2 separate regions of the Homo sapiens genome follow, and region 1 is linked to region 2. The links are chromatin loops, found by intact Hi-C in ENCODE. Cell type or tissue: PC-9. All regions are shown on one strand. Each heading gives the region's core, and the rest is flanking DNA. Links, peaks and the distances in the headings are about the cores only.

Evidence for each region. Hi-C counts contacts between places; a loop is a spot of excess contacts. Peaks named below come from ENCODE experiments on the same cell type or tissue, not always from the same donor. Only the 100,000 strongest peaks of a DNase experiment are listed, where the experiment ranks them.
Region 1: it touches region 2 in a loop (3-fold over the local background); 3 of 110 quality-filtered maps call a loop at or near these places.

Annotation. Positions count from the first base shown.
Region 1 is chr3:195,097,502-195,111,217 of GRCh38, forward strand. All of the region lies in intron 3 of XXYLT1 (xyloside xylosyltransferase 1), which reads right to left. It overlaps LOC124909476 (a long non-coding RNA gene), which reads right to left and starts at 9,042. Exons shown (of 2, transcript XR_007096226.1): 1 at 6,129-9,042; 2 at 5,351-6,013. RefSeq lists an enhancer at 5,137-6,336 and a silencer at 8,930-9,099. In PC-9, for the core only: no CTCF peak of the experiment used is centred there; a DNase peak (open chromatin) is centred at 5,310; H3K27ac peaks cover 1,180 bases.
Region 2 is chr3:194,977,064-194,993,179 of GRCh38, forward strand. LOC105374294 (a long non-coding RNA gene) reads right to left here. Exons shown (of 4, transcript XR_924873.2): 4 at 4,520-5,722. Among named protein-coding and RNA genes, the nearest start is that of XXYLT1-AS1, 110 kb to the right of the region's middle. RefSeq lists enhancers at 9,244-9,744, 11,037-11,537. In PC-9, for the core only: no CTCF peak of the experiment used is centred there; a DNase peak (open chromatin) is centred at 9,698; H3K27ac peaks cover 968 bases.

The DNA.
Region 1 (13,716 bases), core at 3,810-6,309, 120 kb after region 2:
TTCATAAACTTATGAGGTTGTTATTATCATGATCCCCACTTTATAGACAAGGAAACTGAGGCTTACAAGGGTTAAGGAATTGAGTCAAAGCCCCCCAGCTAGTAAGTGGTGAGGTCTGGATTTAAACCCAGGCAGCCTGGCCTGGAGCCCCCACTGATAAGACTGTCCTCGGCTGCCTCTCAGTGCATGGCGAGCACCCTGTGAACAGTCGCCAAGATAAAACCCAGCCCTGAGCACCTCCGCTGGGACCACACAACTGCTTCTGATTCTCCGGGGGAGTGTGAGTGGAGAAAAGACCCTCACACAAATGCCCCCACCCCCCCACCACGCACACACAAAGAAGTCAGGCTGGGCAGGAAAGACGCTTCAAACCAAATGTCTGGACAAAGAAAAGATGAGACTGGTGGAGGGGAACCGAGAAAGGCTCATGGAAGGTACTGTGGTGGTGAATAAGGAAGGACCCACAGAGTCCCACAGTCCCAGCAGTGGGGCGGGTCGGGAGGGGAACAGTGTGCTTCTGGGCCTAGGGGCAGCAGAGAGTGGCGGAGGAGACAAATGTGCATGATTCCACACACAGGAAATACCAAGAACAGGCACGCTCACAGGCAGGTTAGAGCTGGGGAGAGGCAGGAAATGGGAAGTTATTATTGAATGGGTACAGGGTTTCTGTTTGGGGTGATGCACATATACGAGAAACGGTGGTGATGGTTGTACAACATTGTGAATAGAATTAATGCCAGTGACTGTACACTTCAAAACGGTTAAAATGGAGCCAGGTGCAGTGGCTCACGCCTGTAATCCCAGCACTTTGGGAGGCTGAGGCGGGTGGATCACGAGGTCAGAAGATCGAGACCATCCTGGCTAACATGTTGAAACCCTGTCTCTACTAAAAATACAAAAAATTAGCCGGGCGTGGTGGTGCGCGCCTGTAGTCCCAGCTACTTGGGAGGCTGAGGCAGGAGAATGGCGTGAACCCGGGAGGCGGAGCTTGCAGTGAGCGGAGATCGTGCCACTGCACTCCAGCCTGGGAGACAGAGAGAGAGACTGTCTCAACAACAACAACAAAAGGTTAAAATGGCGAATTCTGTGTTATGTATATATTTGACCATAATCTCTCTTCACAGTGGCAGAGGAGGTGAAGCCACGGGCCTTGATGCTGTCAAGGTCTCGGGAGCCCTCCTCGCTGCGCTGGCCCCTGCTGCAGAGCCCGTCATCAGAAGAAAGTGATTTTTTTCCTATGGGTTCTGACAGTTAAGGCCCTGGTGCCTCTTGATGGCAATCAGAGGGACTGGAAAACTCACTCTCTGCCTCATTCCAACACTACCTACGGGTGGGACCCTCCCTGGGCCTCCTGGCCTGCAGCCTGGGGTCTCCAAGCTGCCTCAGGGCTTTCCGTCCCATGTTCTGCCCGAGCCCTGAGCGGCCCTGTTGACTTGGGACATGTGCCCCTTGGCTTGGCAGGGCTGCTGCTTCTCCCTTTCCATCTCATTGCTTCAAGCACAGACCATTCCACAATCACAATGTATTTACTTTCCAAAGCTGTGGATACCAAAGGAAAAACTGTGGTAGCAGAGTACGGTGTAATTAACGTGGAATGTACCAGGGGAACCGAGGACATGGCAGACAGACACCGCGTTCTCAAACAACCGCTTGCTGTTGAAGAGGGTCTATTTTCTCCTCTCCCTCTCCCTTCCCAAGAGATTAAAATAATAAACTCTAAGAAATAAATAAACGTGCTCAGCTTCACACATACGAGGTTGACCCTGGCGCAGGTGCGTGGACTCACGTGTGGGGTAGCAGCTGGACAGCCATGATCTGTGTCCATCACCACCCAGGCATCATGACCACAGAGAGACATATTTAGCACACACATTACAGTGCCTCCCAAACCAGCACCACCATCTGGGGCCTGTGCTGTCAGCCTGGACGCAGTCAAGTCAGCTGAAAGTAAAATCCATTCTCCATAATAAAGGTGTTCACAAGCCCCTTTCCCTGTGCAAGTTAGCAAAGACAGAACCATCTGACGAAGAATTAAATGCAGTAACTGGGCTGGGCGCGGTGGCTCATGCCTATAATTCCAGCACTTTGGGAGGCCGAGGCGGGTGGATTACGAGGTCAGAAGATCAAGACCATCCTGGTTAACACGTTGAAACCCCGTCTCTACTAAAAATACAAAAAAATTAGCCGGGCGTGGTGGTGGGCACCTGCAGTCCCAGCTACTGGGGAGGCTGAGGCTGCAGAATGGCGTGAACCTGGGAGGCGGAGCTTGCAGTGAGCTGAGATCGCGCCACTGCACTCCAGCCTGGGCGACACAGCGAGACTCTGTCTCAAAAAAAAAAAAAAAAAAAAATGCAGTAACTATATTTGAATCTTGTTCAGTGTAAAAGTTCTTAAGAAAAAGTTGTTTCTAAAGTGTAGCTTCAGTCAATAATTGGGATCTGTTTCTCACTGGGCACAAAATGGAGGGAGAAGAGAAAAATTCTCCCTGTCTTACTTAAAAAAGAAGACAGACTAAATAAAGTACAATAAATATCTATAGAATAAAGTAGTGGAAATTTGGAACTTCCAAATTTGCAAATCTGGAACTTCCAGTCCCTGCATAAAGCTGTCTGAGATCCTGCACCTGAAACCAATCTCCCCGCCACCACCGTTCCCCCTGCTTCATGCGACAGGCAAGGAGTGGCCCAGCCATGTCTGTCCCTCCTTTATTCATCCTCTGTGGATGTCTGACGGCCAGATGGACAGGGCTGGTTTCCTACTGGTCTCCGAATCTCCTGCCTCCACACCTAGCATGGGGTCCTATCTGGGAAAGTGTGGCCTATATGGCATGGAAGCCAGGTACAGCAGGAGTTTTACCCACCAGAGCACCGGACAGTGTGCTTTGGCCAGGACAAGGAGGGACACATTTAGCACACACATCACAGCGCCTCCCCCAGAAGGCAGGCATCTGCAGAGTCTTCTGCCCTGGCATCAGGCTAATGTCATGCTCCTCAGTGCCTATAGAATTAACGTCACCTTAGCCCAACACATAAGGCTCCCGGTGATGTGGCCTCTACCCCTGCCAGCCTCCTCCTCCTCTCTCCCTGGCACTCTCCCCGGCACTCTCCCCTGTACTCCACCCAGACCCAAGTTCCTGGGCCTACACACGCTACCCTCACTGAGGCTGTGGTGCCCTTCTCCCTCCTCGTCCACCAGAAAACTTCTTGTCACGAAAACCCAGCTCACAGGCCATGTCCTTTGTTCAGCTCCCTCCTCGCCCCCAAGCCTTGGACTATGTCTATGGTTGTGGGGTTTATACTGATCCTACATCCCTTTCTGTCCTATTAAACTGTGAGTTCTTTGGGGACAGAGACTGTGTCTTTTTATATCGGATATCCCTGCTGCCTAACCCTGTGCCTGGCACAAAGCAGGGACTCAGTCCAAATTTACTGAAGCGAACTAGTCTAGACAGGTATACTTTCACTGTCCAACTGCAAGGATATAACTAGCCTTTTCCAAGACAGCTATAGGTTCCACAGAGCGGCCCACAGCCAAGGCCTCTGCCAGTCTCTGTGAAGGGCTTCTGGCGCAATCCCAGCAGCTCCCCAGCCTCACTGCTGTAATCCACAAAGCACCTCCCAGCACGTGACAGTGAGGCTATGACAAGTACATAATATGTCACCTTCAGAGCCGCCAGGCCTCTTGCCAGTGCTATGCCGTCCTTACGGCGCTTGGGCAGGTACCCCCAGCTTGAATGTTCGACTTAATTGATTGGGAGCAATTAAGGAGAACATGTACTAGTTAATTAAACACTGTACCCCCACTGCCACCTTCATCAAAATCTCTTAAATCACATTAGGAAAAAACAGAATCTCTCTGGCTGGTTAGTATCTTTACTCTCAGGGCATCATGATGATGAAATGGGTAAACACATCCTCTTTTGCAAAACCATTTCCTTCCCATTTATTACTTTTTCTAGAAATGCACACAACTGCTATCACTTTCATAAATATTTTAAAACATTAGTAAGTCCCAGGGACATTCCTTTTGTATACTACATATTTCAGTGAGATTTGGATAAAATATGGCAGTTATACATGTAGCTCTAATTAACATATTTCCTGAATGAAAATGATAACATCTGGCCCCTTTTAAAGATGAAATATATGAAATTGGGATATAGCAAAAAATACATCTGAGCCGGGTGCTGTGGTGTGTTCCTGTTATCCTAGCTACCTGGGAGGCTGAGGCAAAAGGACTGCTGGAGCCCAGGGCTTTATGTCCAGCCTGGGAAATGTAGCGAGACCCTATCTCTATTGAAAAAAAAAGGGGAGAGGGGAAGGGAGGGGAGGGGAGGAGAGGGGAGGGAAGAAAGAAAAAGAAAGTAAGGAAACAGAAAAAAAGGAAGAAACAAAGAGGAACGGAGGAAAGGAGGAAAGGAGAAATGTAAGGAGGAAGGGAAGGGAAAGGGAGGGGAGGGGAGGGGACGGGGGAGGGAGGGATGCGGGGAGGGAGGACAGAAAGAAAGTAAAGAAACAGAAAAAAAGGAAGAGAGAAAGAGGAAGGGAGGAGAGGAGGAATGGAAGGAGGAAGGGAAGGGAAAGGGAGGGGAGGGGAGGGGGAAAAAGAGAATTGTCTGGTATATCTGAGTCTATGTTTTCCAACAGAATAGAATGAATGTCTTCTGAATTCTATGTAAGATATACAACATGATATTTTGAAATACACAGGTAGTGAAATGGTTACAATAGTCAAGCAAATTAACATATCCATCAATTCACATTGTTACTCATCTTTGTGTGTGTGGCAAGAGCACCTAAAACAAACTCTTTTCGCAAAATTCATGAATACGATATTATGGATGATAGCCCTCATGTCACACATGAACCCTCTAGACCCGTTCATCCCACACGTCTGCTACGCTGTATCCCCTGACTGGTATCTCCCCATTTCCTCCCTCACCCTCGCCGTGGCCACGGTAACCATCATTTTCTTCTCTACCGCTGTGTATTCAGCTTTTCCTCTTTTTAAAAAGATTCTACATATAAGTGAGATCATGCGACATATTTTTTCTCTGTGTCTGGCTTATTTCACTTAGCAATAATGTCCTCCAAGTTTCATCCACGCTGTGGCAAATGGTATGACTCCTTCTTTTTAAAGGCCGAGTAATATTCCGTTTTGTGTGTGTGTGTGTGTGTCTTGTATGTTACAATTTCTTTCTCTATTCATCTATCAACAGACATTTAGGTTCTTTCCGTATCTTGGCTACTGTGAATAACGTTGCCGTGAGCACGGGAGAGCAGTTATCTTTACGAGGTAGTGATTTCATTTCCTTTGGGTCAATGCCCAGAAGAAGGACTGCTGAGTCATATAGTAGTTCTAGTTTTATTTCTTTAGGAATTTCCATATTGTTTTCCATCATGGCTGTACCAACCTACATTCCTACCAACGGTGCAGCGTGCTGGGGCTCCCTCTTCTCCACACCCTCGCCAACAGTGGCTATCTCTTGTGTTTTTGACAATGGCTATTCTATCAGGTGTGAAGTGAGAATGACTGTTTTCTGATTTTGCCAGATTTTTATATGTCTAAGGAATCAACCCCGTACTGCCAGCCTGCACTGAACGGGGAGAAGTGGCGGCTCACGCTAGTAACAGTCAGTGCTGTGGGGGGCAGATAAAAGGGAGCCTAGGAACGCTGGACGGAAATGCTGATTTGCTCCAGATAACAGACTGGAATTCCAGGCCATGAGGCTGGGCCTAGTTTAGTTAATGCTGGGCCACTGGTGGTTCTGTGACAGAAAAACAGGAGTGCAGGAATGCACCCCCACACCAGCGACCTGCGTCCATCACCCCACGCCAGCGACCTGCGTCCATCACCCCACGCCAGCGGCCTGCGTCCATCACCCCACGCCAGCGGCCTGCGTCCATCACCCCACGCCAGCGGCCTGCGTCCATCACCCCACACCAGCGGCCTGCGTCCATCTCTTCTGCATTTGTTAGAGGCTGCATGGGCCTAAATCACACACACTCAGAACCTAGAAAGAATCAGTGTAGGTAAAACAAGAGAGAAATTAATTTTAAATAGGAACATGTTCTTTGTCTTTTGAAGCCTTTTAAAGGCCCTTACATTCACTGTCGCTGTGCCTTTACCTAGACTCAGATAAATGACAGAAGAGGTGCTGTTCTGTGAGACCTTTAGAATCCATCAAGGGGAAGTCACTGGGCAAGAGGAATGAAATTCAGGCCCTGAGAAACTAGGGAAAAAAAAATTAGAGAAACAATGCAATCTTGTCAGGTGACCAATTCCAAGTGTGTCCTTTGACCTCATGGAATAAAAGACAGTCCCTGGCATAACTAGCTGAAAATACTAGCTGGGGTCATATGCTTCTGATTACTGAGAAAGGCCAGCACAGGCTGAGAGTCCCTATGCTCCTGCCTAACCCTGTGGCCTCTCCAACGAGGGGAGAAAGGTTTGACGCACTAGAAGTTCATCACTTTAAGTCTGTTGTTTGGAATTCTGAATACATTTTCCTATAACAACTATTTCCAACTGGTGTTTGGGCGCCTTTTTAGACATTACATACAGATGGACCCACAGTTTAGAATGGGAGCAATGGGGAAAGGAAAATGGGAGGTCGGGCCCATGAAATCTACTGATGAGTAGAAGCCCTTTGGGAGCACACACCCACTGTGACGGTGATGACGGTGATGAGGGCTCCGTGTGTGTGTGTGTGTGTGTGTGTGTGTGTGTGTGTGTGTGTGTGTGTATTTTATGAGAGGGCAGATGCCATGAGAGGAAAACGAGGCTCTAGGAACAGAAACAGAAGTATGAAGAAGTGGTTCAAAGACAAGAAGTAGCAAGCAGAGGAGATGGTTCTGAGTCCCAATCATTCCTCAGCTTAAGTTCTTCTTTCTACAATACTTCACTTCCCAGGCAGCAGTGCCCAGGTGAGCAGTTCCCTTGCGGGGAGGGGGTGGGGCAGCAGTGGACTCATGCTGCCTGCTGGGAAAGGGTATGTGAGATTCAGCTGCTCACACGACCATGTGTTCACTGAGCAGGGGATCACAACCTCAAGCTCCCAGAGAGCAAGGCAGTGGGGACGAGGCGGGGACCCGGGAGATCCAGACAGCGTGGCACGACCACCTGAGAGAGGCTGCTGCTGTTCAGCTGAGGCCAGGGGTTCTGGAGAAAAGGCAGGCCTAGTATCATCCTGACTTCTGAGTTTTAAAGGAAAGCTACGGAATACCTTGATTTTAAATGTTGGCAACTAATACAAAGTAACAACAACAACAAAATGCTACAGGCAAAAACAAAAACAAACAAAAAAAACCCCACACCAAAAACCCTCTTCTGTCTGGTCTGTGGAATATCAGTTTGCAGTCCCTTTCCCAGTGTCTACAGTTAGAATAAACCATTTGGTTCTTTGATTCGCAAGTCTAGCTACAAGCCAGAATCACTTTGGGTACATGGTCAAAACGCAGCTTTGGAGACCAACAGTATTGGGATGCCTGGGACAAGGCCTGAGAGCCTGTCTTTTGAGGTGCCCTGGGGATAGTGGTGTGGCTGCGCCGCATTTGGAAACCACTGGCTGGTTTGTATTTCATCCATATAACCAACTGCTCACTAGTGTTTCACACCTCCAGTTCATAATGGTCAAATACTATCACAAGAATGATAAAACCACAAAATATGCTGACCCCATGGATAGGAAAGAGGTGAATGTCAAGGGGACCTGGGACACAACCAAGTGTGTCAAAGTGTGTCTTATCTAAATGGTTTATGAAAAATTAAAACTCTATAATATATAAGCATATGTTTTAACAGACGAATTTTCCCTCTACTAAATCTTTGAGTAAAACTGACTCTTCAGGAAGATGCAGTAAGCTTTGATCCTGTGACTGGAGAGTACAGCTGTCCCCAGGATATTCACCAAAGTTTAAGAGAAACAGACATATCTACACACCGTATCATCATCTCGTCTGACTTACGCCCAAAGGCAAAGGGCCACGTGAAGTCCACAGCAGGACTCAAGTGCAAAGTCAACAGACTTTTATTTAAACTTCTGTTCAAAGGTATGTGAGTGTTGAAAGTGTGTCAGATGGTGGAGAAAATGACATAACAGGAAATTGTCGTTTAACAACAGAGTCCATCCCTGAATGCTGCAGCCAAGTCTGCGCCTCCGCGTCCACTCACGGGGCCACCGAGCAGTGATTTGGAGACCTGTTTCAACTATCAGCGGGGGCCAAGGGATCCCTGAGCCAGACCTACACCATGGCAGAGCCCCCCAGGTCATTTTCCCACCGTCGGTGAAACTGTGAGGAAACCATGGTATTATTCCTGGCCTCCCTGCGCTTCCCTCTCTCCTTTCCTGGTGACGTTTCCAGCTGTCACCAGCATTCCATGGCATACTTCTTATTCCCCACCTTCCCTTACTCTCATATCATCACTTCTTAGTAAGACTAAAGCCTTCCCCTTTCCTGTATTATTTACTTCTGATTAATGTCGGCAGCATTTCACCGGCGCGTAGCATTTAACTATTGACTTGAACACCATAGGTATTGCTTCTTATGGAAAAAGAATACTTTAAATTAAACGTGGTCTCTTTATCCAAAAGTGCCCAATTTGTTATGATTAATAAAGTTACCAATCAATAAAGTTACTTCATATGATCACTCTGAAAAAAACAATAAAACCTCTTTGTGGAAGCTCAATACACTGCCATTCTGTCATTCACTAGTGTTCTCGACGGAGAGGCGCTCTTGCTGTGCTGTGTCGTTTTTGATGGAGAGATGCTCTTGCTGTGTTTTTGACGGAGAGATGCTCTTGTTGTGTTTTTGATGGAGAGATGCTCTTGTTGTGTTTTTGATGGAGAGATGCTCTTGCTCCGCACTCCCACCTAACCCTCACCCCCAACCCCCTGAAAGGTTCTGGCCCCAGCACGGCCCCGCACACACCCTCTCTCACTGGACTTGCCCCTTCCCTTCTCCCGGGCCTCACGGCGGTGTCTACGCCGGGCTCGCTGGAACCTTCCAGGGCTCGGTGATTCGGGGCTGCGGTGGGAGGGCCCTGAGTTCTTAGACCCGCGTGCAGATCCGGCCGCGACACAGGCGAGACCCCTGCCGGCGAGGCGCGGAACTGCAGGCACGCCGCGGCAGGGAGGGCCGCAGAGCGGGAGGGGCCTGGGGCGCCCCCAGCAAAGAAGCTGGGGTGGGGGGCTGGCCACCCATCAGGTCATCAGGAGCCAAGTCCTCTTCCACACTTCTTTCACCACTGTCTTCAGCTGCCACCTCTGTCTGCCTCAGGACCATCAAGCTGTCTGGCTTCCGTCCTAAGACCCTGAGACAGAATGGAACCCTGGGCACTTACCCTCCTAGGCCAAGGCCAAATTCTCCAAAACACCCCCTAGAGGTGGGGGTGACGGGGGGAGGAGAGTAGACACTTGGAGCCCTGGACATCGGGCCAAGCATCCCACAGACGACAGATAAACGGCTCCCGGATGGTAATACAATCAGAGGCTCCACAGAATCTTTTTCTGTTGGCAATGGGATTAGAAAATAAAAATAAATCCCAAACACACACAGGCACCTGCCCTTTGCCTGGTGGAATGGAGAGCTCTCGTTTTGTTTTGCCCAGAACGACTTTCATTTACAGCTTCACATTTTCAGCAAGACGAAAAGCTGAGTCCAGACGCCCTTCAAAAAGAAGAGAGGTGGCCGGGTGCGGTGGCTCACGCCTGGAATCCCAGCACTTTTGGAGGCCGAGGCGGGCGGATCACCTGAGGTCGGGAGTTCGAGACCAGCCTGACCAAGATGGCGAAACCTCGCCTCTACTAAAAATACAAAAATTAGCCGGGCATGGTGGCGGGCACCTGTAATCCCAGCTACTCAGGAGGCTGAGGGAGGAGAATCGCTTGAACCCAGGAGGTGGAGCTTGCAGTAAGCCAAGATCATGCCACTGCACTTCAGCCTGGGCAACAAGAGCAAAACTCCGTCTCAAAAAAAAAAAAAAAAGGAAGAAAGGAGGAGGAAGAAGAAGAAGGAGGAGGAAGGAGGAGGAGGGGGAGGAGGAGGGGGAAGAGGGGGAGAGGAGGAGGGGGAGGAGGAGGGGGAGGAGGAGGGGGAGGAGGAAGGGGAGGAGGAGGGGGAGGAGGAGGGGGAGGAGGAGGAGGAGGAGGAGGGGGAGGAGGAAGGGGAGGAGAGCCACAAGTGCCAGGGGGGCAAACCTAGCAAGAACAGTCAGTATTCTCCGCACTGTGACCCCGTCCTCCCTGCGCTTCTGGCGGGGATCCAGCCCCTCAGTGTTCGGAATCCTCATGGCCTCATGAGGCCAACTTGGTAGAGACACCACCTCCTTTCTTAAATGAGGAAAATGGAGACTCCCACGTGGAGGCATCACCCGCCCAGGCCTCCGCACAGTGGGGCCCTTCTTCCAGTCAGCTGCTGGCCAGTGCTGAGGAGGGTCCCTACACACAACACAACCCATTTTATCTGGCCAACACAACTCTGATGCCATTCGGCTCTCATGCAGTTGAACCGTGTCAGATGAGAAGTGGCTGGAAACCTCCCTCTAGCTGTATGCATCTCCCACCACTCCCCATAGGGGGGTCTGGCCTTTCATCTTACAGAGAGACCTAGGTGACCTGCAGAGGCAACCCTGGGTCACCTGAGCTGCAAGTCCCAGTTCTGGGCCTGGCCTGCAATGTTCATATATTCTTCCATCCATTCTTGTTTTTCTTTACTAAACATAACTGCATGTTACAACCAGCTAGGCATAAACATTAATTAGAAACGCAAACCACCATACTGATAAAAACATGCAGAAATCCTATGAACCAGCGGCGTAACTGGGAACTTTCTCAAGAGCCTTTGACTCTTATCAAACTGCTAACTCTTGTTTTATTTGAGACTTAGTAGCATCTTCCTAGTTTTTTAGAAAATTGATTTCCTGTCTGTAAAATACACATTTGGAGTAAAAAATCTGGAAAACTTTACAAATCGTAAAGAAAAAACAACACACATATACAGTCACGCATCGCTTAACAACAGAGTTTGCTCTGAGAAATGCATTGTTAGGTGATTTCGTCTTTGTGTGAACACACAGAGTGACTTCCACAAACCTAGATGGTATTGCCCACCACACACCTGGGCTGTATGGTACAGTCTGCTGCTCCTAGGCTACAAACCTGCATGGCATGTTACTATACTGAATACTGTAGATGCCTGTAACACAATGGTATCTGTCTATCTAAACATATCCAAACATAGAAAAGGTACAGTAATAATATGGTATTATAATCGGACGGGACCACCATCATATATTGACCAAAATGTTACGCAGCATGTGACTATAACTCAATTTCACTCTCCCCCTCCATGAAGCTAGAAAGTAAATCCAAGGATGTCCTTACAACACCCTACTGGTAACGTCACGTCCCACACAGTGGCTAGAAATAATAATTAAGGCAGCTATTATCTTGTGAGGTAAGCACTACTTCAGAGCTTTACCTGTATTTTCTTTAGTTCTCACGAAAACCCCAAAGGTATTATTATTTCCAATATATTGATAAAGCAGTGAATTCTCAGGAAAGTGAACTCGAAAGGGGCAGAGCCAGGACTGTTAATCACCCAGTCCCACTACCCCCAAAATTCATGCTCAGCATTCCTCCAGATACTCTCTCTTCGTTGCTTGCAGATCTCCACTCTTGAACAGGAGCATCATTTTATGAAGGAGGGCACAGGCAAGGTACTTCCACAGCAGAGGCCGACAGCCCAGCAGCGCCTTCACTATAGCTGAACACCTTGAGGCACACTCTCGAGAAGGCGGAATAACCAGGCCTGGCTCTCCCAAGCCAGCAGCGTGTGTGTGCGTGTATGGTGTGTCTGTGTGTGGCATGTGTGTAGTGTATAAGTGTGCATGTATGTGTGCATGTGTATGGTGTGTGTGTTGGTGGTGTATGAGTGTGTGGTATATGTGTGCGTGTATGTGGTATATGTGTGCATGTGTGTGTGAGGTATGTGTACGTGTGTGGTGTATGAGTGTGCATGTGTGTGGTGTACATGTGTAGGGGGTGTGTGTGTGCATGGTGTGTGTGGTTGTGTGGCATATGAGTGCACGTGTGTGTGGTGTGTGTTGTATGAGTGTGTGTGGTGTCTGTGTGGTGTGTGTGGTGTATGTGTGCGTGTGTGTGGTGTGTGTGTTGTATGAGTGTGTGTGGTGTCTGGTGTGTGTGGTGTATGAGTGTGCGTGTGTGTGGTGTATGTGTTCAGGTATGTATGTGAGTGTGGGGCTGGGTGTGTGTGTGGTGTATGTGTGGTGTGTGTGGTGTATGAGTGTGTGTGTGGTGTATGAGTGTGCGTGTGTGTGGTGTATGTGTGCCTGTGTGTGTGGTGTATGTGTGCATGTGTGTGGGTGAGGTGTGGGTGTGTGTGGTGTGTGTGGGGGTATATGTGTGTGTGGTATATGAGTGTGCGTGCATGTGTGTGTGTTGTGTGTATGTGTGTGGGTGGGGGTGTGTGCATGGTGTGTGGTTGTGTGTGGCATGAGTGTGCATGTCTGGTGTATGTGTGCGTGTGTGTGGTGTGTGTGGTGTCTGGTGTGTGTGGTGTATGAGTGTGCGTGTGTGGTGTATGTGTGCATGTGTGGTGTGTGTGTGTGTGGTGTGTGTGGTGTCTGTGTGTTGTGTGTGGTGTCTGAGTATGTGTGTGTGTGGGTGAGGTGTATGTGTGGTGTGTGCGTGTGTGGTGTATAAGTGTGTGGTGTGCGTGTGTGGGTGAAGTGTGTGTGGGTGTGTGGTGTGTGTGGGGTGTATGTGTGCGTGTGTGGTATATGTGTGTGTGGGTGAGGGTGAGGTGTGTGTATGTGTGTGGTGTGTGGTGTATGTGCGTGCGTGTGTGCTGTATAAGTGTGTGTGGTGTGTTATGTGTGTATAAGTGCGTCTGTGGTGTATGTGTGCGTGTGTATGTGGTGTAAAGTGTGTGTGGTGTGTGGGTGAGGTGTGTGTGTATGTGGTGTATGTGTGCATGGTGTGTGGTGTATGTGTGCGTGGTGTACGTGTGCGTGTGTGTGGTGTGTGTGTGGTGTATGTATGTGGTGTGTTGTGTGGTGTATGTGTGTGTGTGCTGTATGTGTGCATGTGTGTGGTGTGTGTGTGGTGTGTGATGTATAAGTGTGTGTGGTGTGTTGTGTGTGGTGTATGTGTGTGTGTGCTGTATGTGTGCATGTGTGTGGTGTGTGTGGTGTGTGTGTGTGTGCTGTATGTGTGCATGTGTGTGGTGTATAAGTGTGTGTGGTGTGTGTGTGGTGTATAAGTGTATGTGGTGTATGTGTGCGTGTGTGTGGTGTATAAGTGTGTGTGTGGTGTGTTGTGTGTGTTGTATAAGTGTGTGTGTGGTGTGTGGTGTATGTGTGCGTGTGTGTGGGTGAGGTGTGTGGTGTGTGTGTGTGGTGTGTGTGAGGTATGTGTATGTGGGTGGGGGCAGGGTGATATTTATTTTCTAGGGCTGCCACGACAAAGTACAAACCGGTTTGCTTAAACAGCAGACACTGATTGTCCGCAGTCCTGGAGGCTAGAAGTCTGAGATCATGGGTCGGCAGGGCTGGATCCCTCTGAGGGCTGCGAGGCCGAGCCTGTTCCAGGCCGCTCCCCTAGCTTCTGGTGGTTCGCTGGCAATCTTTGCTATTCCTTAGCACGCAGAAGCAAAGCCGTGATCTGACTTCTCCTTTACGTGATGTTCTCCC
Region 2 (16,116 bases), core at 8,359-10,858:
ATTCCAGAGAAATGGAGTCATACGGTGTTTAGAAAGGCTGCAGCTTTAGTTCTTGCCCAGGAAGTGACACCAAGGCCACAGCCTTGCCGACAGCAGGAATACTAGGACTGAGTTCCCCAAATGAAACCAGGAGTCAGGAAAGGGCTCTCCTGTTTAGGAACTGGGATTAGAAAAACTGCTTGCTGGCCTGAATATTAGGCACAAAAGTGGGTCACTTACCTTGGACCATGAGGGAAACTGTCACCAATAAAATATCTGAACCTCTAGGTTGTATGACACAAAATTATGGACAGGTATTCTCATTGCTACCAGCACGGTGTGGATGTCCCGAGCCTAGAAACTCACATAAATACTGGTCTAGAAACTGTTTGCCCTTTAGAGGCAACAGATGCAATCACAATGTCATTCCAGAGGAACATCTCTGCAATCCAGGCATATGCAGGACCCCTCAGGAGATAGCTTCACCCACATAAATACAAAGCGCGCAAAGAAATCCAAAGCTCTGAGCAGTAAACAGCAGATTCAACCAGAAAACATGTCAGAAATGTAAAATTGTATAGAAGTCTGTGAGGGACTTTAAAATAGCTATATTTGAAGTATTTGAAGAACTCAAAGAAAGAATAGACTGATAAGAGGCCGGGCGCGGTGTCTCATCCCTGTAATCCCAGCACTTAGGGAGGCTGAGGCAGGCGAATCACTTGAGGTCAGGAGTTCAAGATCAGCCTGGCCAACATGGTGAAACCCCGTCTCTACTAAAAATACAAAAATTAGCCGGTGGTGGCTGCAGATGCCTGTAATCCCAGCTACTCGGGAGGCTGAGGCAGGAGAATTGCTTGAACCTGGGAGGTGGAGGTTGCAGTGAGCCAAGATTGCACCACTGCACTCTAGCCCGGGAGACAGAGCGAGACTCTATCAAAAAAAAAAAAACACAGAAAGAAAGAAAGAATAGACTGATAATGCAAAAACAGAATATTGTAGGAGACAATTACAGAAATGAATAATATAATAATTGGTTTTTAAAAACTAATGGTCAAGTTAAATCATCACTAGACAACTGAAAGAGGAATTAATGAGTAGGATGATAGAGCAAAGGAGATCACAGATATATAAAGAGATATGAAATCTGAGAGAGGAGTTCAGAGATGTGGAGGAGAGAGACTTATGCCTAACAGGAGCGTGAGAATACAGAGATGGGGAAAGAGGCAATATTTAAAGAGATGATGGCAGAAATATTTTTCAGAGATTAGGAAAGACCTATGGCCCCACATTAAATAAGCATACTAAGCCCAAAGCAGGATAAATAGACATAAATTCACATCTACAAGGAAAAAAAATGGTAAAAGCTAGTTTAATGAAGAGATAGATCACCTACAAAAGAATGGCTATCAGATTAACGGCAGAGCTTCCTTCATCAACATAGATATCCTAAGACAATGACTTATATCTTCAATGTGCTAAGAAAAAATGTCTTCCAAGGGGATTATAGTGTAGAACAGGTCCTCTCCTTCTCCTCCAGTATGTCTACACTTAAGAGGTCAATAGGGCCAGGTGCGGTGGCTCACGCCTGTAATCCCAGCACTTTGGGAGGCCAAGGCAGGTGGATCACAAGGTCAGAAGTTCAAGACCACCATGGCTAACATAGTGAAACCCTGTCTCTACTAAAAATACAAAAATTAGCCTGGCATGGTGGTGGGCACCTGTAATCCCAGCTACTCAGGAGGCTGAGGCAGGAGAATCACTTGAACCCAGGAGGTGGAGGTTGCAGTGAGCCGAGATCGTACCACTGCACTCCAGCCTGGGTGAGAGTGAGACTTCGTCTGAAAAAAGAAAAAAATATTCAATGTACCTGTGAAGGAGCTCTTGTTTATTGAGCATGTCCCTTTGAAGAAATGACTGAAGAGAGTCATTCCTCCGAGAGGTAGGAGCTGGTGGAATGGGACCTGCTAAGTCCACATTACCCAGGGACTGAGACTCGCTCCTTGAATTCTATATTCAAGTAAACTGGCGTTCAAGATATGCCAGGTGGATCAGCTAGACAGAGGTGAGCTAAATATTTGTTTAGATATATTAAGATAGTTTAAGGCCCAGAGATCCCCTCTGAAAGAACTTGAACTAGTCAACAATTCAGAGGGGAAATAGAAAGTGAACCCAGAAGAAAAGCACGACTGGAAAAAAAAAAAAACAAGTGTATTAATTTGCTAGGGCTGCCATAACCAAGTACCACAGAGTGGGTGGCTTCAACCGCAGACAGTTATTTTCTCCCAGTTCTGGAGGCTGGATGCCCAGGGTCAAGGTGTCAGCAGCTCTGGTTTCTGAGGACTCTCTCTCTGGCTCGCAGACGCCGGTCTTATTGCTCTGTCCTCACACGGCCTTTCCTCTCTTTGCAGACATGTGTCTGTGTCCAAATTTCTTCTTCTTTTAAGGACATCCATCATATTGGATTAAGGCCCATTCTAAACACCTCACTGTAACTTAATTACCTCTTTATTTTAAAGACCCTATCTCCCAATACAGTTACATTCTGAGCTATTGGGGCTTCAACATATGAATTTTGAAGAAACACAATTCAACCCATAACAGTAAGTGTGTACAAAGAAATTAGTAAGATCTAAATAAGTATTGAATCATCATTATCACCATCATCTCATCATCATCATCATCATCAATTTGGGAGATTTAAAAACATGAGGAATTAAAATAATAGAAATAGTAAAAAATGTGAGCAGTGAAAGGTTGTAAGTAAGAAATTTTGAGTGTATAAAATTACTGTTTTTATTCAGGAGAAGGATAAAGTGTTGATTAACTTCAGGCTTTGTTCAAAAAATACACAGTGAAGTATGCATATTATAAGCTTTAGGAAAATAGTGAAAGATCAGAAACACATGCATAATTTTCAAATCAGTAGAGGGCAAAAGAGGGAAGAAAATCTAATCAGTCTCACAGAAAGCCACAGAAAAGGAGTGGGAAAGGCAAAGAAACAATACATGAAGAATGCAAAATAAGATAGACAAAAATCCAAATCATCACAGTAATCACAGAAATCGTAAATGGATTAATTTTTCCTATTAAAAGATAGACACTCGGAGTACACTTCCAATGTCCAGATTATGCAGTTTGTAAGAAATGCACTAAACATAATGACAGAGCTTGAAAATAGACATAAAAAGATATACCAGGGGTATCCGTTATAAAGCTTTGGTTACAGGGTACAGAAGAATCAACCAAATTGGTTAATAATAAAGTAGATTTATTAGTTTAGATAAACAGACGTTGCAGAGGCAGGATCAGCTTCAGAGTAGCTTGATTCAGCAACAATCTCATTAAGGACCGAGCATCTTCCTATCTCTGCTCTCCCTTCCATGGTATCAGCTTTACTTTTAGGCTGGCTTCCCTTTGGGAGAAAATTGACTGTAGGATTTCTAGGTTTCATCTCACCTATCCCATCAAGAAAATTCGAGGCAATTCTAAAGAACAATAAGAGATTAGGGAATATGGCTTAACCAACAGGATATAAACAATTCTTATAAAGCTATACTAATAAAACTGGGTGATATTTATAGAGCAATAAAAAATAGACCAAATTAATAGATCAGAGAGCTTAGAGACTACATATATATAGATATACTTGGTGTTGGGACAATGGCTTTCCATGTAAAAGAATAAAATCAGGTTCCTATCTCATAGCATGCACAAAAATAAATTCCAGTTTGGCTAAAGCCTATATATTAAAAATATAACTTTTAAGCTACTAAAAAAAAATCTTTATGACATCAGGTAATAAAAAGCTTTCAAGATATAAGAGAACAAACCGTTTAAAAATTCATAGATTTGTCTATATCAAAATCAAAATGCTTTATGACAAAAAATGATAGATTAGAAGTTGTTTACAATATGAAATACCAAAAAGGTAGTCTTCAGAATATATAAAGACCTTCTACAACTCAATAAGAAAAAGGCGCTCAACCCAATAGAAAGAGGGTAAGAGATTTAAAGGGGTAATTCACAGAAGAGGAAATCCAAGTGGTCATGAATACATGAAAAGACGCTCAACTCATGGAAGCACTCACAGAAAACAAGTTGAAATCTTCTCATATCATGTCAATCTCCATATTTTAGAAAAAAATTAAAAGTCTGAAAATACTAATCTTTGTGAAAATATGAGGAAAATGGGAACTTTCAGAAACACTGCTAGTGGGGGATAAATTAGCACAGCCATTTGGGGAACAGCTTTGCAGTTATTATTAACATTGAAAAATGCACACATTTTATGACCGAAAAAATTCCCAAGGCATCAACCCTAGAGAAACTCTTCTATGAGGGTAAGAAAACACCTCAGCCTTGTAATAATGAAAACATTTTTAAACAACCTAAATTTTCATCTAAAGTAAAAGTGGTACATATTAATTAGCAGCAGTGAAAAGCAATGAACTATATCTGCGTATCTTGACATGAACAGATCTTCTAAGCCCCGTAATGAGTGAAAAAATCAAAGTGACATATATATAGAGAGAGAGAAAGATTATTTATTACATAAATTTATTACATAAATTTTTTAAATGTGGAAGATAATACTTTACATGATTAGGGACACAAATATATATTATAAGCATTTTTTAAGTGGACAAGAAGGCACATACCAAATTTATGACAATAACTTCCTCTGGAAAGGAAAGGAGGGAAATAGGAATGGGTAGTGATAAAAGTGAGATTCAATTTCATCAGTGAATTTCCTTTTTTAAAGCTCTCTGTGGGATTAATATGATGCTGTGTTTTAGACCATTTTCTGTTGCTTTAATAGAATGACTGATACTGGGTAATTTATAAAGACCAAAAGGTTATTTGGCTCATGGTCTTGGAGGCTGGGAAGTCCAAGGGCATGGCATCAGCACCTGGTGAGGGTTTTCTTGCTCATCATAACATTGGGGAAGGCATTATACAGAGAGAGAGCAAGCAAGCACATATGAAAAAGACTGCAAAAGTGAGCTGAGCTCATTTTATAACAACCCACTCTCGTGAGAAGTAACTTCCTCCCTAGAGAACTAATTCACTCCCATGATAATGGCAGTAATCCATGCAGGAGGGCTCCACTCTTGTGATCCAAGGATCTCTTAAAGGCCCCACGTCTTAATACTGTTACATTGGCAATGAAGTTTGTAACACATGAACTTTTAGGGGGCACATTCAAACCAGAGCAGGCTGGGACTTCAAATCTCACCCTACTGAGTTTCTTCCCCTTCTCTGACCTGCATCTCCCATTGTCTTGCCAGTTTCTCCTGGGAGCGCTTCCCTGATAAACTGTGTGCACAGTGAACCTCATCCCACGGTCTGCTACTAGAGAGCCTGTCCTAAGACGATGAGGCACTCAAGCGTCTCCCCCTCACTCCAATTCTTTGCTCCATCTTTGGTAGGCTGAAAAATGACTCCTGCCCCCACAAAAAATCAGTATTCTAATCCATGTGACCTGTGAATTTTACATTGTATGGCAAAACAAAGGGGTCTTTGCAGATGAGAGTAAATTAAGGATCTTGGGACGGAGGGTTATCTGGATACGCCCTAAAGGCACACACATTTATCCTTATCAGAGTGAGGCAGAGGGAGATTTGACCACACACACAGATGAGAAGGCCATGTGACGATGGATCAGGGAGAAATTCAAAGATGCTGGCCTTGAAGATTGGAGTGATGAGGCCACAAACCAAGGAATGCCAGCAGCCACCAGAAACTGGAAGAAACAAGAAACAAATTATCCCCTAAAGCTTTCAGAGGAGCATGGCTGTCTATGATTTTGAACTTCTGAGCTCCAGAACTGGGAGGGAATAAGTTTATGGTAATTCGTTAAAACAGCCATGGGAAACCAACATGCTCTCCTACTAATAAAAGCTTATAATCCTTACACCATGCTTACCATATCCCAGGCCCTGTGCTGAACTTTCACCCTGGTTGTCTCACGTAAGACTCACAATATCTCTTTGGGTTAGTTAATTCACAGGAGCAAAAACTGAGGTTTGAAGAAGTTAAATGACTTGCCCAGGGTGACACAGAGTCAGGATTCAGACACAGGCAGGCCAACTCCAGAGCTGTCCTTCTCTACAAGTACTGTGGTCCCACCTTTCAAGTTGGGAGGCCCAGCAGGGATGGTTATCAAGCAGGGAAGAAGGGGAGGTATGTCCAGTCTCTGCTGTATGTCAGGATCCCAGAAAAAAAGCATTAGAAGCCTGGGCTCTGGTATCTCTCCACCTGCCAGACCCCACCCACCAGTTCCAAGGAAAGGCAGCCCCAGCAAACGTCTCCACAGGGACTGAGCAAGGCAGATGGCTGGGCTGCTGAGCAGACGGAGGGAGCCCAGGGCTTTCTGTGCTCAAGGCCTGCTCAGAGAAGGTTGGTCTGGACACCCCAACCAGCCAGTTCACCAAGCACTGGCATCTTCCCACAAGAGAAGAAAGGAGGGAAAGATGGAAAAGAAAGAGGGAGGAAAACAAAACAGCCCAAACAGCCCAAATCACTCCTCCCCCAACAGCTGCGTTCAACAAAGGGACATTAAATTAAATTCTTGAGGAAACAGGGCTCAGAGGGTAGGACCATGCCAAGTGAGCCCAGGAACACTTACCACTCTTCGGAACCCAATTAGCCTCCCTTTGGGACACTGGGCTCTTCATTAATCCCTTCTCTGGCTGAAAATGAGGTCCCTGTGCTTTGATCCCCTCTGCCTGCCTGCCAGGGCTCCTGGCTGGGAAATGTCACATCTGCCACTGCTCACACCATTGTCTGAGCTTACAGACCCATGGCTCTCCAGTAGCATAGGCCACGCTGCCAGAAGCCCCTCCAAACACTCACCCAGACTTGAGTGTGGTCCCCAGATACACCCAACATACTCTCTGGGCACCATCAGAGAAAACTCAGACCCAGTACCTGCCATGAAAGAACTTGAGATGGAAGAGGGAGAAAAACTTATACAAAAACCTTTGATATGGCCCATAAAATCTCATCAGAGCCTCTACTTTACTGAGCACTGGCCTAATCCCATTCCCACATGGTCCATAAACACTTTTGTGTCCCTTACCCCACTGGGCCTGTCGCCCTGCTGTCCTGCCCTGATGCAGCTGGAGGCTGGGGGGCTCCAGCCTTCTCCTGAGGATTCCTGTCTAAATGCTCAGCTGCTCTGGAATTCACAGGAGCCCAGGGCATGGGGCCCACCTGGTCTCCTGCTTCCTTCAGGTTGTTGCAGAGCCCCTGTCCTCCCTCGCCTTCTCTACCCCTTTGCTCCCCCTGCCTCGCCTGCAGCTGTCCATGAGCTCTGCTCAGCAAGTCCCAGCTGACCTGGATCTTTCCTTTTTTTCCAGCTAAACAGATATCTGCCTTGCTAATACTGACTGCCTTTCAAAGCATAATTATGATGTGTTGTGTTAAAATCACACTCCAGTAAGGAGCAGGAGACAGGGGAGAGGAATGGATGGGATGAAGAGGGCCAAGAGTCTCTTCCTGTCTCCCGGTGCAGGGATTAAGAGACTGAAGAGGGCATTCTGGGGAAACTGAGGCTCAGAATGGCCCAATAACCTGCCCAAAGCCAGACAGTCTGTAACTGGTGGAGCTAAGATCCTGCTGTTGACTTCATTTGCAGGTGGAGGAGGATGAGAAGGAAGTTTAGGGTGCATCTGCCAGGTCTGGGCAGAGCCTGCCCCAGTTGTGTTCAAGGTCCAGTGTTCAACACCCCCACCCTGGCCCCATGCGGGACTCCAGGGAAAGCCTGGAACCACGCCCCGGGAAAACACACAGGAACTCTGAGGGCTGGGCAGGGAGGGCTGCGGAGCTGCCCAGGACACCTTGCCTGACAAGGGCTCCTGCCATGCAGCTCATTTCAGCATAACACCTGCTTACGACGGCCTGCTCTGCCTGGGGAAGGATATCAGGCCCCGTGGAGGATGCACAGCGAAGCCAGCACGTCCCTGACCTCAAGAAGTTGCCAGCCTCCCGAGGGAGATGGCTGTCGCACGGACTCCCGCACCCACCAGAAGGCCTGCAGGGAGACCTCTGGGGCCGCTTTTCAGTCACGACCTCTATGCTCCACGCCCGTCCTCTGGGCGCCAACTGGTGATGCTGGAGCTGGGACTCTGCCCGCGGCTCCGCTCTGCCAGCCGGGTCTGTGTAGGCTCTGCAGCCCGGGCGCTAGAGCGGCACCTCCAGGCTGGTGCGGGAGGCAGGACTTGCTCTTCCTATTTGCTCCCTGTCCGCTTCCTGCGGGCTTCCTGTTCCTGGGAGCTCGTTGTCTCCCTCCCCAGCCAACAGCCGGCAGTGCCAAACCGGAGCCGCAGCGGAACGCAGCTTGCAGCTTCTCCAACTCTGGCAGAAGCAGTTGCGTCACCCTGTGGCCCAAGAGCCGGCTCAGACCCCTGCTCAGAGGTTGGGATCCCAGGCAAGTGGGCCCTTGTCTGCAGGGCCCCAGCGCCAGCGCGCAGAGACCTCTCCTCAAGTCGGCTCTGCAGGGTCCCTCCGCTGTGTTTCTAAATGTCCCCCTTCGCCCCTTCAGCCACAGAAATAGTAGTAGCTGCCTTCTGCAGTTGCCACTTCTGCTCACCCTGTCAGTCTCTGTCACCCTGATGACTGCAGAGAAGAGTCTGGAGACCAAGATGGACCTCCCAGGACTTACAAAGCAGAGACTTTCACTCCTGCTCTGCTGAAAATCCCCTTCATGCCCTGGCTTTCCTGGACTGTGTCCTCGTTTCAACCTCAGTTTTTTTTGTTGGTTTGTTTGTTTTTGTTTTGTTTTTGAGATGCAGTCTAGCTCTGTCGCCAGGCTGGAGTGCGGTGGCGACATCTCAGTTCACTGCAGGCTCCCCCTCCCGGGTTCAAGCGATTCTCCTGCCTCAGCCTCCTGAGTAGCTGGGACTACAGGCGCCCGCCACCGCGCCTGGCTAATTTTTGTATTTTTAGTGGAGAAGGGGTTTCACCAAGTTGGCCAGGATGGTCTCCATCTCCTGACCTCCTGCTCCGCCCACCTCAGCCTCCCAAAGTGCTGGAATTACAGGCGTGAGCCACCGCGCCCGGCCTCAACCTCAGTTCTTTATAGGAAACTCTCTGTGCCCTCCTTATTGGATGCTGACTGCTGCTGGATCTTTAGTGGGTAGCTAGCCTTTTGATCTCATCCTCAGGATCTTGATGGCCCCCTCTCTGATAGCAGTTGACCTTATTCGTAGAACTGCTCCTCCACATGGCCCATCCCTTAGGATTTGACTTCACTGCCATAGCAGTCCCCTCTGCCCTAACTTGGCCTGAACATGATGTCAGTCCCAGAGGTGGGCCTGTGGCCTAAGGCAGCTGACCACAGCCTTCCCTGGAACCTGTATACTCTGAGCTCTTTCTTTTCCACAGTCACCAACTAGGGTAATTTAAACTGGGTTGTCTGCAGCGGGGCCTCTGCCTCCCACGGCTCCCCGTCCCAGGTTATCCTGTGTGTAGTAGAAAATAATGGTGACCATTCACAGATTGAGAGCTGGCTGCATTGAGGCTGCCATCCGGTCATGCCTGAGGTCCACTCCACCCCTGTCTTTCCCAATTTCTGGAGCCCAAAGCCTCCCTTTGTGTGTAGGCAAGCGTGAGCTGGGTTTCTGTCACGCTCAACAGAGGGAGTCCTGACTGATGTGGCAACGCCCCCCACACCTAGGTCGTCTGGAAACAAGCTGAGTCAGGGCTGGTCTAGTCAGACTCCCTACCTGGTTCTGCAACCTCACCACACAGTCTCCGCCGTGCCACAGTTGCTGCATAGCTTCCTGCTTATGCAATGGCTTTGCCAAGGGCCTAGACACCCAGTCGGGCCTGGCTGAACCAGGGCCAAGTTGAAAAGGCAAAATCCAAGATGGAACTAAGCAACAAAAGAGTCAAGAATCCAGGCCCCTCCCACCCCAGAGCCGTGGGCTTGACGCTGAACCTGAGTCTTCCCCAACCCCCTTGTATGAGGACGTGTGTAGGCGGTAAGTGTTGTGCGACAATAGGATTATATTCATTCCACTTCCTTAATGAGCCAGGCTTCTTTTGGAAATATCAGGCTCCAAAGCTGAGACATATATAATGTTATATATAAATAGAATGAATATAAATAGGCTGGGCACATTGGCTCACGCCTGCAATCCCAGCACTTTGGGAGGCTGAGGCGAGTGGATCACCTGAGGTCAGGAGTTCGAGACCAGCCTGGCCAACATGGTGAAACCTCGTCTCTACTAAAAATACAAAAATTAGTCGGGCATGGTGGCAGGCACCTGTAATCCCAGCTACTCAGGAGGCTGAGTCAGGAGAATGGCTTGAACCCAGGAAGCAGAGGTTGCGGTGAGCCACGATAGTGCCATTGCACTCTAGCCTGGGTGACAAGAGTGAAACTCCATCTCAAAAAAAAAAATGAATATAAATATATATGAATATAAACATATGTAGAGAGAATGAATATAAATAGATATATACATATGCATATGTGCGTGTGTGTCTAGACATATAGATACCTATATACACCCCAGAATATCTTTCCTATTTCTGCAGGAATAGGGTCCCAGGGGCCTCAGAGGCTGTTTAGTCCAGCCCACTCCCCTTCCCTCCCTCCTCCCAGATAAGGAAATTGAGGCTTCCCACCAAATCATGTAGTTGGTGACTCGCCACGTTGGGAGCAGAATCCAGGCCTCCTCTCGAACACATCAGTGTCTGACTGAACTGAAACTGCACACAAGGCAGATGCCTGACAGCTACCACCCTCAGACGTCAGTCTAGCAGGGTTCCCTGCGAGGACCTTAAGGGAGGAGAGGGGCAGCTGGAGGCCCTGAAGTCAATAGGCGTGCAGGGCCGTCCTCTCCTCTGAGGTTTTTTGCGTGGGACTTCCGAAGAGAAGAAGCTTCTCCCAAGTATATTTTCAAAATTCTTCTCTACATCAGACACACGGAAAAAACACAGCCAAAAGGCATCGGTGTGCTGACCCCAGCCCAGGCCCAGCAGGCAGCATGACGCAGGAAAAGGGGCCTGGCCCCAGCTGGCTGGGCAACCTGGGGCAAGTCATTCAGCCTCTTTGGGCTTTTGCTTTCCTATGTGCCACGTAGCGGGAGAGGGCATTCCAGTTCCCTACCCAACCTACTGTCCAAAGCTTTTGTCTCCAACTCTCTCATGCCAAGGCACAGCCCTGACTCTGCCAGCCCCCTGATCAGGGCCTCCCCAGGCAACAATAGGACCATGCCCATCACCGGGTACAAACTTTGTGGAGTTGTTGTGGACAGGGAGTGCCAGGCCTGGGTTTCCCTGGAGAGACACCGACGTGCAGGTACCACACATTTTGACTCCTGTCTTCTAAGTCGTAACACTGCAGCTCCCAGGATTTGCCAATTCAGCCCGGCTGCCCCCACCACGCTACTGATTACAGAACGGTCTAGAGACCAAGATGAACCTCCTGGGACTTAGGAAGCAGGACTGTGAATTCCCTTCATGCCCTGACTCTCCTGTACCTGTGTCCCAATGTCAAGTCTGAGAACCACAGAAACCTAGGAAGTCAGGGCTTTAGAGGAAAGCTCGTGATTTTAGCCTCCTCTCTCCCAATCCATTTTACAGACGAGGAAACTGCCCCAGAGGGCGCAGGAGAGACAGGGCAGGACCAGGAACTAGCTCACAGGTTGTCTAGATCTAGTCCCCACCCACTTTATTCTAGGTGCGCCCTTGGGAAATTCACTTCATCCCTTAGAGTGGCAGTTTCCACCTCTGTCAAGGTGAAAATAATCCCTTCTTTGTGGGGCTGCTGGAAGGATGAAGGAGGTTAATAAATGTAAAAGGCTTGGAGTAGTGCCCACCAGAGAAATTTGTCATTGTGAGCTCTATTAGTCACTTGCTCTAACAAACACCTCAAACCTTCAAAGTCTTAACACAAAAGAAGTTGATCACTCCTATAACATCCAACGCCAGCATTCCTTATGGGTGGGCTATTCGTCACATGGGGACCAGGAACTCAGGTTCATCATTTCCTGTGGTTTCCCCATCCCCGAGGACCCAGAAGGCCTCTGTTTCCAGTCAACAGAAGGGGGAAGACAGAGTGGAGAAAGCCCATCCACTCCTAAGCCTCAGCCCAGGGGTATTGCACGTGACTTCCATTCATACTCCACTGGCGAGAGCCAGCTCTATGGTGGCCATACTTGACATGGAAGAGTGGGGAGATGTAGTGTCTGGTCGAGTGGCCACCTCCCAACAACAAGCCCACCATACGGAAGGGGAGCCCACATTTGTCTCTGCAACAACTAACAAATCCTCCTGACCTAGTGGCTTCACATGACACTTATTGGTTCACACTCTCTGAGTCAACAATGTGGGCTGGAACCAGCAGTGGTTTTTCTGCTAGTCTCATCTGGGGTCACTTATGCAGCTCCAGTTAGCGGACAGCCCGGCTGGGCCTGCATGGCCTAGGACGGCCTCATACACATGTTCATCCCTGAGCATGCTATCAGCCAGGGTGTCTCGGTTCTCCAGCAGCGCATTCACACGGCAGCAGAAGTCCAAGGCGGCAAGAGCAAGACACCACAAGGCTTCCTAAGGCCTAGATTTGGCAACCACGTAGCATCATTTCTGCCACATTCTACTGATCAAAGCAAGTCACCAGGCAAGTCCAGGTTTAAGGAGTAGGGAGACAGACTCCACCTCTCAAAAGAATCTGTGGCCATTTGCAATCTACACACAGGGGTGGAGGAGAAGGATCACCCTCAGAAGATAAGAGGTTGTATTTTACACAGACCAGACACTCAGTGTCCTCTGCCATGGCTATCTGGTTGTCAGGATTTGAGAAGGAGTGTGGCTGCATCATACATATATGTAACCTATGGAGTCAACGAATCCACTGGGGGAGGGCAGAGAGAGATTATTTAAAGAGTGTCTTTGACTGGGTGCGGTGGCTCACGCCTGTAATCCCAGCACTTTGGGAGGCCGAGGTGAGCAGATCACGAGGTCAAGAGATGGAGACCAGCCTGGCCAAGATGGTGAAACCCTGTCTCTACTAAAAATACAAAAATTAGCCAGGCATGGTGGTGCATGCCTGTAGTCCCAGCTACTTGGGAGACTGAGGCAGGACAATCGCTTGAACCAGGGAGGCAGAGGTTGCAGTGAACTGAGATGGTGCCATTGCACTCTGGCCTAGTGACAGGGTGAGACCCCGTCTCAAAAATAAATAAATAAATAAAGGGTGTCTTTGATCCCAAGGCATTGACTCCATGCCTTAGTGTGGCCATATGACATGATAGAGAAGACACATTTATTATCCCCTCCCCAGTGTCATTTCCCACATGCCTGTCAGAGGATGAGCACTTGATTGGGCAGAGTATGATCCTAATGACTAAAGAGACACGTTTTTCATGGTGCATGATCTCCAGATACCTGTCAACGACTTCCTCTGGTGTTCAATCGAAGAACTAACGATTCCAGTGCTGGAGGAAAATCTGGCCGGGATGCACTCACAGAGAGAGAGAGAGTGTCTGACTCCAGTGTTATGCCTTCCTAGGGGACTTTCAAGGGTAATGTGGACTACACAGGATTCTAACCTAGTGTGCTAAGCTTAGAGCCCATCCTTCAGGTTAGCTAGGGCTCCCCTGGAGCACACATCTGTGCCAGCACAGGTGCTCAGTCACAGAGAGGAGTGTGGTTGGTCTCGTGCTAGGAGTCATGGATCTAACCAGTATGACTGCGGTGAACTCCTTTCCTCTCCCGGCCCTGGGAAGGGAACACTGGCCGACTAGAAAGACTCTAAAGGGAAGTGACCAGCACAGAGGGGCACAGAGCAGTCTGCAGACCAAGTCATGGGGATGATGGAAACGGCAGGTTTAGCCAGAGAAGAGAGACACAGAGAAGTTAAATATTCACATATTAGACAGGGTCAAACATGCTTGGTCATGTTATTATTCCCTATCCAGAGGCCTGCTGTGCTCTAGAGCAATCCTCCTCCTCCTCCTCCTCTTCCTCCTCCTCTTCCTCCTCCTACTCCTTCTCCTCTTCCTCCTCCTCCTCTTCCTCCTCCTCCTCTTCCTCCTCCTCTTCCTCCTCCTCTTCCTCCTCCTCTTCCTCCTCCTCCTCTTCCTCCTCCTCCTCTTCCTCCTCCTCCTCTTCCTCCTCCTCCTCTTCCTCCTCTTCCTCCTTCTCCTCTTCCTCCTCTTCCTCCTGCTCTTCCTCCTCCACTTCCTTCTCCTCTTCCTCCTCTTCCTCCTCCTCCTCCTCCTCTTCCTCCTCCTCTTCCTCCTCCTCTTCCTCCTCTTCCTCCTCCTCCTCTTCCTCCTCCTCCTCTTCCTCCTCCTACTCCTCTTCCTCCTCCTCCTCCTCTTCCTCCTCCTTCTCCTCCTCTTCCTCCTCCTCCTCCTCCTCTCCCTTTCTGTCTCTCTCTTCCCTCCTTTGCTCCTTAAATTCAATGTCACCAGGTGATCCAATATATAAAAGCTGTGAGTGGTGATGCTCCCTCGGGCAGTTTAGATCTTCGCTTTTAGTGGAAAACACTTGCATTACGTGAAACTGAGGCAGGAGAATAGGACCTGGACGCAAGGAACCTAATTAAAATTTAATAATTAGAAAATTTTAAAAGCAATTTTTATTACAAATGCACTTCTTAATGAGATAAATGGAGATAAATGGAGCTGGCTTTTTTCCAACTAGGTTGTGTATCAGTTGATGAATATGACTTACTGTTTTAATGAGTCGGAGTTGAGCATCAATTTTATACCTATTTTTCTGGTTTTTTAGATGTAGGCATTGAGAAACTCTAGTCATATCAGTAGATGGGAGTGGAAGGAGTTTTGTTCTAAAAAGGTCATTTAATTCTCTGAACTACTGACTTACGTGCCTGAAAATCATGTAGTAAACTACTATTAACTTTGATGAAAACCAAAAACTGAAAACCATTTGTTTGGCAAAAGGATTTTTACCAGTCTCAAGAGTCATTATCCTTGTCATCTTCTGGAAAGAATACAAAAAAATTCTATTAAGACTTAGGAAATGACTCTTAATCAGACCCATTACTCTTTCCCTAAGAGGTACTTGACTTAACCCATTATTGTCAGACGAGTTTAGGAAATCAAAATCTATTACTTAATTAAACTTTTGACAATACAACATTTTGATAAAATGCTTTTATATCATCACTTGCTTTAAATATATTTTCAGAAAACCTAAAACTGCAAATTTAGTTAATTCAAATTATGAAAAATATGTCATATAACTTAATTATCAAACCAGTCCTTACTATTAAATCTATCAACCAAATCAGGCTTTATGTCAGAAAAAGTCCAGCTTTAGAAACATGCTAACAGGCATTTTATGGAATACTATAAAACTTAGTAGAAGATAAACTTTGTAAAAGAACATCATAAGGTAGTGTTTTAAAAATGGTTCGAGCTTTACATCATTTTTGTCCAATGTAATATTTAACCTATTTTATAAGCTTTAAAAACAAAATAATAGCTCAATATATGATTACTGACTACTTAATTTATAAAGTTTATAATAATGTACTGTGAAGCCAAAATTGCAAGTGTTTTAGGAAGTGAGGAATATGATAAAAGCCATACTTCTTTGAACTCTGGTGTTTCGCTTGGGGAATTAATTAAATAAGAATCAGAAATAATTCAATTAATTTCACTGAATATAATGATCACATTTTACTATGTATTTAATAAAAGAGAAAGATAAATTCCACTAAAAAAGTTGGTCCACACTTAGCATATTTTAAATGGGAAGTAGAAAATATAAGACATTCTACAAAATGAAATAAGATGAAGTTAACTCTCCTAGGACAATTTATGATGTGATTGGATAAAATAACTTTTACCTACTTTATTTATTTATTTATTTTTTATGTTTTTGAGACGGAGTCTCGCTCTGTCACCCAGGCTGGAGTACAGTGGCGCGATCTCGGCTCACTGCAAGCTCCGCCTCCCGGGTTCACGCCATTCTCCTGCCTCAGCCTCCCGAGTAGCTGGGACTACAGGCGCGCACCACCGCGTCCGGCTAATTTTTTTGCATTTTTAGTAGAGACGGGGTTTCATCTTGTTAGCCAGGATGGTCTCGATCTCCTGACCTCGTGATCTGCCCGCCTCGGCCTCCCAAAGTGCTGGGATTCTGTAATCACCACGC